Linked DNA regions of Homo sapiens: region 2 is linked to region 1. A link is an interaction called in ENCODE POLR2A ChIA-PET data of the cell type or tissue named here. Cell type or tissue: MCF 10A. All regions are shown on one strand. Each heading gives the region's core, and the rest is flanking DNA. Links, peaks and the distances in the headings are about the cores only. Region 1 overlaps NRG2 (neuregulin 2). Region 2 has its middle 14 kb from the start of NRG2.

Region 1 (2,920 bases), core at 285-2,784:
GGAGCATGAGTCAGGATGTGAGGTGGCATAATATCCTTTTTTTTTTTTTTTTTTTTTTTTTGAGACAGAGTCTTGCTCTGTCACCCAGGCTGGAGCGCAGTGGCGCGATCTCAGCTCACTGCAACTTCCGCCTCCCGGGTTCAAGAGATTCTCCTGCCTCATCAGGGACTACAGGCGCTCACCGCCACGCTCGGCTAATTTTTTTTTTTTTTGTATTTTAGTAGAGATGGGCTTTCATTGTGTTGCCCAGGCTGGCCTTGAACTCCTGAGCTCAGGCAATCTGCCCGCCTCGGCCTCCCAAAGTGCTAGGATTACGGGCGTGAGCCACCGTGCCTAGCCCATAATATTCTTTTTCCTAGGAAAGGCTCCTTAGCATATGGATCAAAGAGATCTCTTCCCTTTTTTCCTTACCAGAGTCTTCCACTCAGACTCTGGCTGCCTCCAACCCCTAAAGAGCCTTTGGGGATTTCTAACAAACCTGGGATTTTTTTCTGAGTCAATTTGGAAAGGTTAAGCAAGCATATAAAAGAATTAATTAATTACCGAAGTTTATGTCCCCTCAGAGCCTCTAAAGCTGTGCTGTCCAATACAGTAGCCACTAGCCACAGGAAGCAATTTAAATTGGAATTTAAATTAGTCAAAATAAATAAGATGGAAAAATTCCATTCTCCAGTTCCACTAATCACATTTCAAGTGCTCAAGAGCCACATGTGCTAGTGGCTACCATATTGGACAACCCAGATATGGAACATTTCCATCATACAGAATGTTTTACAGAACATCACTGCAGAGGTTGGTTTACTCCAGAAATATTCCCAGGGGCCCTTTTAGGTGTGCAGTTGAGATGGTCAGTAAGGGTGGGTAGGAGTTATTGTTACCAATTAATATGACTTGCCGGATTTCTCCCTGCTCATCTAAAAAATAGTTCTCATTTATGTCTAGGTTCTTTTTGCTTCTTTCTCTCCGGTCTTGAGTAAGGGTCTCCAGTTGTGTCACAGTTATATCTTAAAGACTGTGTGTATGTGTGCTTTATAAGAGAAGTCTGATCACCAATTTATATCATTGACTGACCTACGCCAAAGCCCCTTTCCTCTAGTGCAAGGTCCTGGGGTGTGGGAGGATATCCCAGGGGCCACGCCTGACACATAGACAGGCTGAAGTTTTGCCTGTGTTTGCAGTGGACCTAAGGACAAATGTTAGGCTAACGCCAGAAATTCAGAATTTTTCATTCCTTCCCATTACCTCAGTTTCTTCTTGTGCAGTATGAAGATGGAGTTTCTCCTGAGCATTTTGGAGATGCAAGAAGGGATTGCTTGGAGTGACGAAGCTCCAGATTCTGTGTTCATTCTGCTAATCCTGGAGCTGGGGTAAACATGTGACTATGTTTATAGCCTGCCTATGTCCAGACCCTGCTGTGAGAAGCAGCTCTTCCCAGTGGCCTAAATATAGCCCTGGGAGCCCCACATGCCACATTCTATCTAGTCTTGGCTTGCACACTGACTCACTGTATGACTCTGTGAAAGTCACTTCCCCTCTCCTCCCAGTGGGTCATTGGGAGTTGGGGGGAGTGTGGATAATTGCCCTGAGTCACCTCTCAGAGAGGAGCTGATTAGGGCTCAATGAAGCGAAAGGTGTAAGCTGAAAGGGCAAGGGAAGAAGCAACTCTGGATAGAGCTCGAGGAGAGGGGGCTTGGCTTTCACACTGCTTGGGCAAGCTGTCCCCTGAGATTGGGAAGCCTGGGACCTATGGTTAGCTTCAAAAGGTCCGTAAACCTCTTTGAATTATGAACAGGGATACGTGGATGTAAGCCTGCATGCATTTTTATGGGGAAGGTCTATAGCTTTCATCAGATTCTCAGAAGTTAAATAACCCCAAACGGTTCTGAATCACTGCCTTAGGAAGTTTGACTTGGGTTCTGAGGAGAGGAGGTGCTGTTCCTGTTTCGGGAGGGGCAGCAAAGGTTGGGCTTCCCCAGGAAGTCAGAAGCCAGCTGTGCTAGGTACAGTGCTTAGAACAGCCCATGGAGAAAGGCCAGGCACTCTTTTGGGCCCTTGAGATAGAAATGAAATACTTTTTTTTTTTTTTTTTGAGACCGAGTCTTGCTCTGTCACCCAGGCTAGAGTGCAGTGGTGCAGTCTCGGCTCACTGCAGCCTCCACCTCCAGGATTCGAGTGATTCTCCTGCCTCAGCCTCTCGAGTAGCTGGGATTACAGGTGTGTGCCACCACACCTGGCTAATTTTTATATTTATAGTAGAGACGGGGTTTCACAATGTTGGCCAGGCTGGTCTCAAACTCCTGGTTTCAAGTGATCCATCTACCTCAGCCTCCCAAAGTGCTGGGATTACAGGAAATGAAATACTTTTTGACTCATCTACATCTCCCATCCCCTACTCTGAAGTCTGCTCTTCCCAGGTGTTTGGCCCTAAGTGAGGTCAGTATCTGCATGGGCACACCCTGGAAGACAAGGTTGAAGAACATATGCATGAGTATGGTATGCTATGCAAGTATCTGGGCTGAAAGTAAACCATGAATAAGGAATAGAAAAGCAGTCATCTGTGGAGGCCATATCACAAAGCAAAAGGGGTGTTAGAATGGGACTGAGGACACTTGGGCCCTGATTCTTACGTTGATCCTAAATCACTTTGTGACCTTAGCGGTCACTTAGCTTCTCTGTGCTTATTGTGCCATCTATAAAATGGGCTAACTTCCCCTGACCTAAATACTGACAGTGGCTGTTGTGAGAAATAAAAAGGAATTTAACAAAAATTAGCATTTGTTATGTTTTCTTATTTTAAAAGTTAATAAATGCTCATTGTAGGAATATGAAAAACCCAGAAATATGTGAAAAAAGGAAGAATTATTTGCAACCTCTCCATTCTGAAGTACATCTTATAAAATCTTGGAAATTATGCTCGCTT
Region 2 (2,920 bases), core at 186-2,685, 71 kb before region 1:
TCACTCTCATGGCTGGCAGTTTGTGTTGGCAGCCAGCTGGAAGCTCAGCCGGGGCTGCCAGCCAGAGTCCTTGGTTTTCCTCTATGTGAGCCTTTTCACACAGGTGGTTGGGTTTCCTCACCCCATGGCAGTCTCAGGGGAGGACTTCCTACATGTTGGTCAGCTGGATTGTTTGGGAGGGATTCAGTATTAGGTTAGTTTCAGCTTTGGGGACCACATTTTATAATTTATCTACTCATACAATCCATAACTGAGAAACAATATCCATATTTTGACTTACTAATTAAGACTGTCTGATAAGAATTCTTAACAACAACAGCTGTGATTTTTCTCAGACCTAGAAAATAAGTAAAGCTTCTTTTCCCCTTTGGTGACTTGAATTTCTTTTCCCAGGTAGAAAACTGCCACCTGTCACCAGGACTCCTCTTATTTTTCTGTGCACATGGCAGATTTATCCTGGGTGCAAAATTTAAAAGTCCCGTTTCCCCCGCCACACACACACTAGTTACAGCATTTTCCTGAGGCACTGTCAAGTACCAATGAAAAGGGAGCATTGGCTCCGTGATCACACACAGGAAAACGAAGAACCCTTGCTTCTGACCCCCTGGATGTAAACACAGTCAATGTGAAACTATACTTAAAGCTTTGTGTCCCCGAGATAATGAGAAAAGGAAATCTGAAAAAGTGGCATGTTCATGAGTAAGAAATGGTGGCGTCCAGAATATGGAAGAGAGCTAACTGACAAATCCCGAAATCATGTCGCTTCTGGGAAAAGCCACTTGGCCCATACAGATATCCCCTATAGCTTTTCATTGCAAAAAAGTTGGAACGTAAACATGATAATTCATTATAAAGTGAATTTTGTTTTCCCTTGAAGTTACATCACAAAAAATGCAAACAAAAAATACCTGAAATTGAATATAAAATTCCATTAGAAAAATGTATTTTTGGTGAGGAAGTGGTAGGGAAGGGAACTAGTCCGTGCAATATTTTAGCCTTGTATCACCCTTGGACCCTCATGTCTATTAGAAATTGAAATTATGGTTAAGCTGAAAAACCTTATCTTTGCCATGTTTTCTGTATCTTACAGCATTTTCCCTACTTTTGTCACCACCTCCCCTTTCCAAACCATGGAAATTTCTTTTATATATGAGGTTCTTTCACAACTGAAGGGTTCTTTCATATCTGAGGGCTGTGCAATAAACTTTCTACAATGATAGAAATCTTCTGTATTTTCACTGTTCAATACAGTACCCATTAGTTACATATGATGACTGAATGCTTGAAAAGTGGCTAGTGCAAATGAGAAACATAATTTAAAACTTTATAGTTAATTTTAGTTACTTACAACTAAAATATAAATAGCCACATGTGGTTGGTGACTACCACATTGGACAGCAAAGCCTGGTGTCTCACTTGTAGCTCATGGAATTCTGCTCCTCTTTTTCTCTAGATGATGAAAAACCTGAGCTGATGGACAATGCCCGTAAGTGTATTGTGATATTGCAGCTCAGGTTTTTCATTAATGTAATTACTACAAATAAATACTATATGATAGTACTTAGTAGTGTACTATAAGATAGTAAATATCATATAATATTTATTTGTAGTAATTTGATTAATGTTGTATCCCTCACTGGATCGCAGGCTTCTTAGGAGTAAGGACTTTGTCTGCTTTTTCCTCACTTTTATATTATGCCCGGCACCTAGTACAGTATCTGGAACATAGTAGGTGCTCAATAAAGATATGAGTAAATGAATGAATTAAAGAGTATCCAAACATCTTTGATATAAATGAGAAATGAGGACTCCACTATCTGCTGTGTGTGTGTGTGTGTGTGTGAGAGAGAGAGAGAGAGAGAGAGACAGAATGAGAGAGAGATTGATTCTGGAGAAGAATCTAAACATATGGAGAGGAGACAAAGACCAGGTTATTAAAGAGAAATATAATTGATTGCATAATACTTCAGAATCAGAAAATTGGCTTTATTAATAGTAAGACTCTTATTAAGCATTTACTATATGGCAGACTGTACCCTAAGTACTTTACATGAAGTATCTCATGTAATCCTCATAAGCTAACACTGTAGAATACGTACTATTATTATCCCCATTTTACAGATGATATGGAGGATGACAGGAGTAATTTGCTGGAGGTCACACAGCTAGTAAGTAGTAGAACATGCATTTAAACCCAGGCAGTCTGGGTTCAGAGCCTACCTTCTTAACCACAATGCTGTATTGCCTTCTGTTTGATTATGTCCATATGGTGACAGAAGCTTAGTGACCTCAAATGTCTGCATCAGTTCTTTTGTCTAAATTTAAGCTTCGGTAAGCCAGTATCTCCTGGAGGTTTAGCCTCTTTCCAGTGGTGCACGTGGAGGGGAGGTGGGAATAGTAGTATAAGGATAATAGGATATGAAAATCTGTACTGGATTCTTTTTTCTCAAAGAGTCAAACAAATATTTTTATATCTAGGATTTTTTGCCTTCTAATAATAAGGGGAAAATAAAGGCTTCTCTTGAATAAAACAAAATGCAAAATAATATCTCCCCCTTTTCCAAATCTCTGGTCTAGTAAGAGAGATGAATGAAAGCTAAGAGTTACTGTTATCTTCGTATGAATGAGAGTTTTACTTCGCTTTCCCTCTCCCCTTCCCTCCTCTCTATCATAAATTTAGTGCTCCATAAATAGTCCAAGGTTGGCATTCCTATTTAGGTGCTTCTTTGTTTCATGTAAGAATAGCTTATCTTCCTGCGCTAGTTATACTGTTTGCCCCCAGACTCCCACCCATCAGATTCACTCTTTGCCCTTCCCTGTCCTGCCTGGAACCCTGTACATTGACCTCTGTGGGTTCCCTCATCCTCTGGCTTCTGACTGTGGTTCATTCAGCAGAAGCTTGGCATGGGGGTAGGAGGAA

Evidence for each region. Peaks named below come from ENCODE experiments on the same cell type or tissue, not always from the same donor. Only the 100,000 strongest peaks of a DNase experiment are listed, where the experiment ranks them.
Region 2: POLR2A ChIA-PET joins it to region 1 with 5 read pairs; 4 of 35 experiments call an interaction of 5 or more read pairs at or near these places.

What each region holds. Positions count from the first base shown.
Region 1 is chr5:139,984,509-139,987,428 of GRCh38, reverse strand. All of the region lies in intron 1 of NRG2 (neuregulin 2), which reads left to right. Among named protein-coding and RNA genes, the nearest start is that of NRG2, 57 kb to the left of the region's middle. RefSeq lists an enhancer at 934-2,133. In MCF 10A, for the core only: no CTCF peak of the experiment used is centred there; a DNase peak (open chromatin) is centred at 1,508.
Region 2 is chr5:140,055,566-140,058,485 of GRCh38, reverse strand. No RefSeq gene overlaps it. Among named protein-coding and RNA genes, the nearest start is that of NRG2, 14 kb to the right of the region's middle. In MCF 10A, for the core only: no CTCF peak of the experiment used is centred there; no DNase peak of the experiment used is centred there.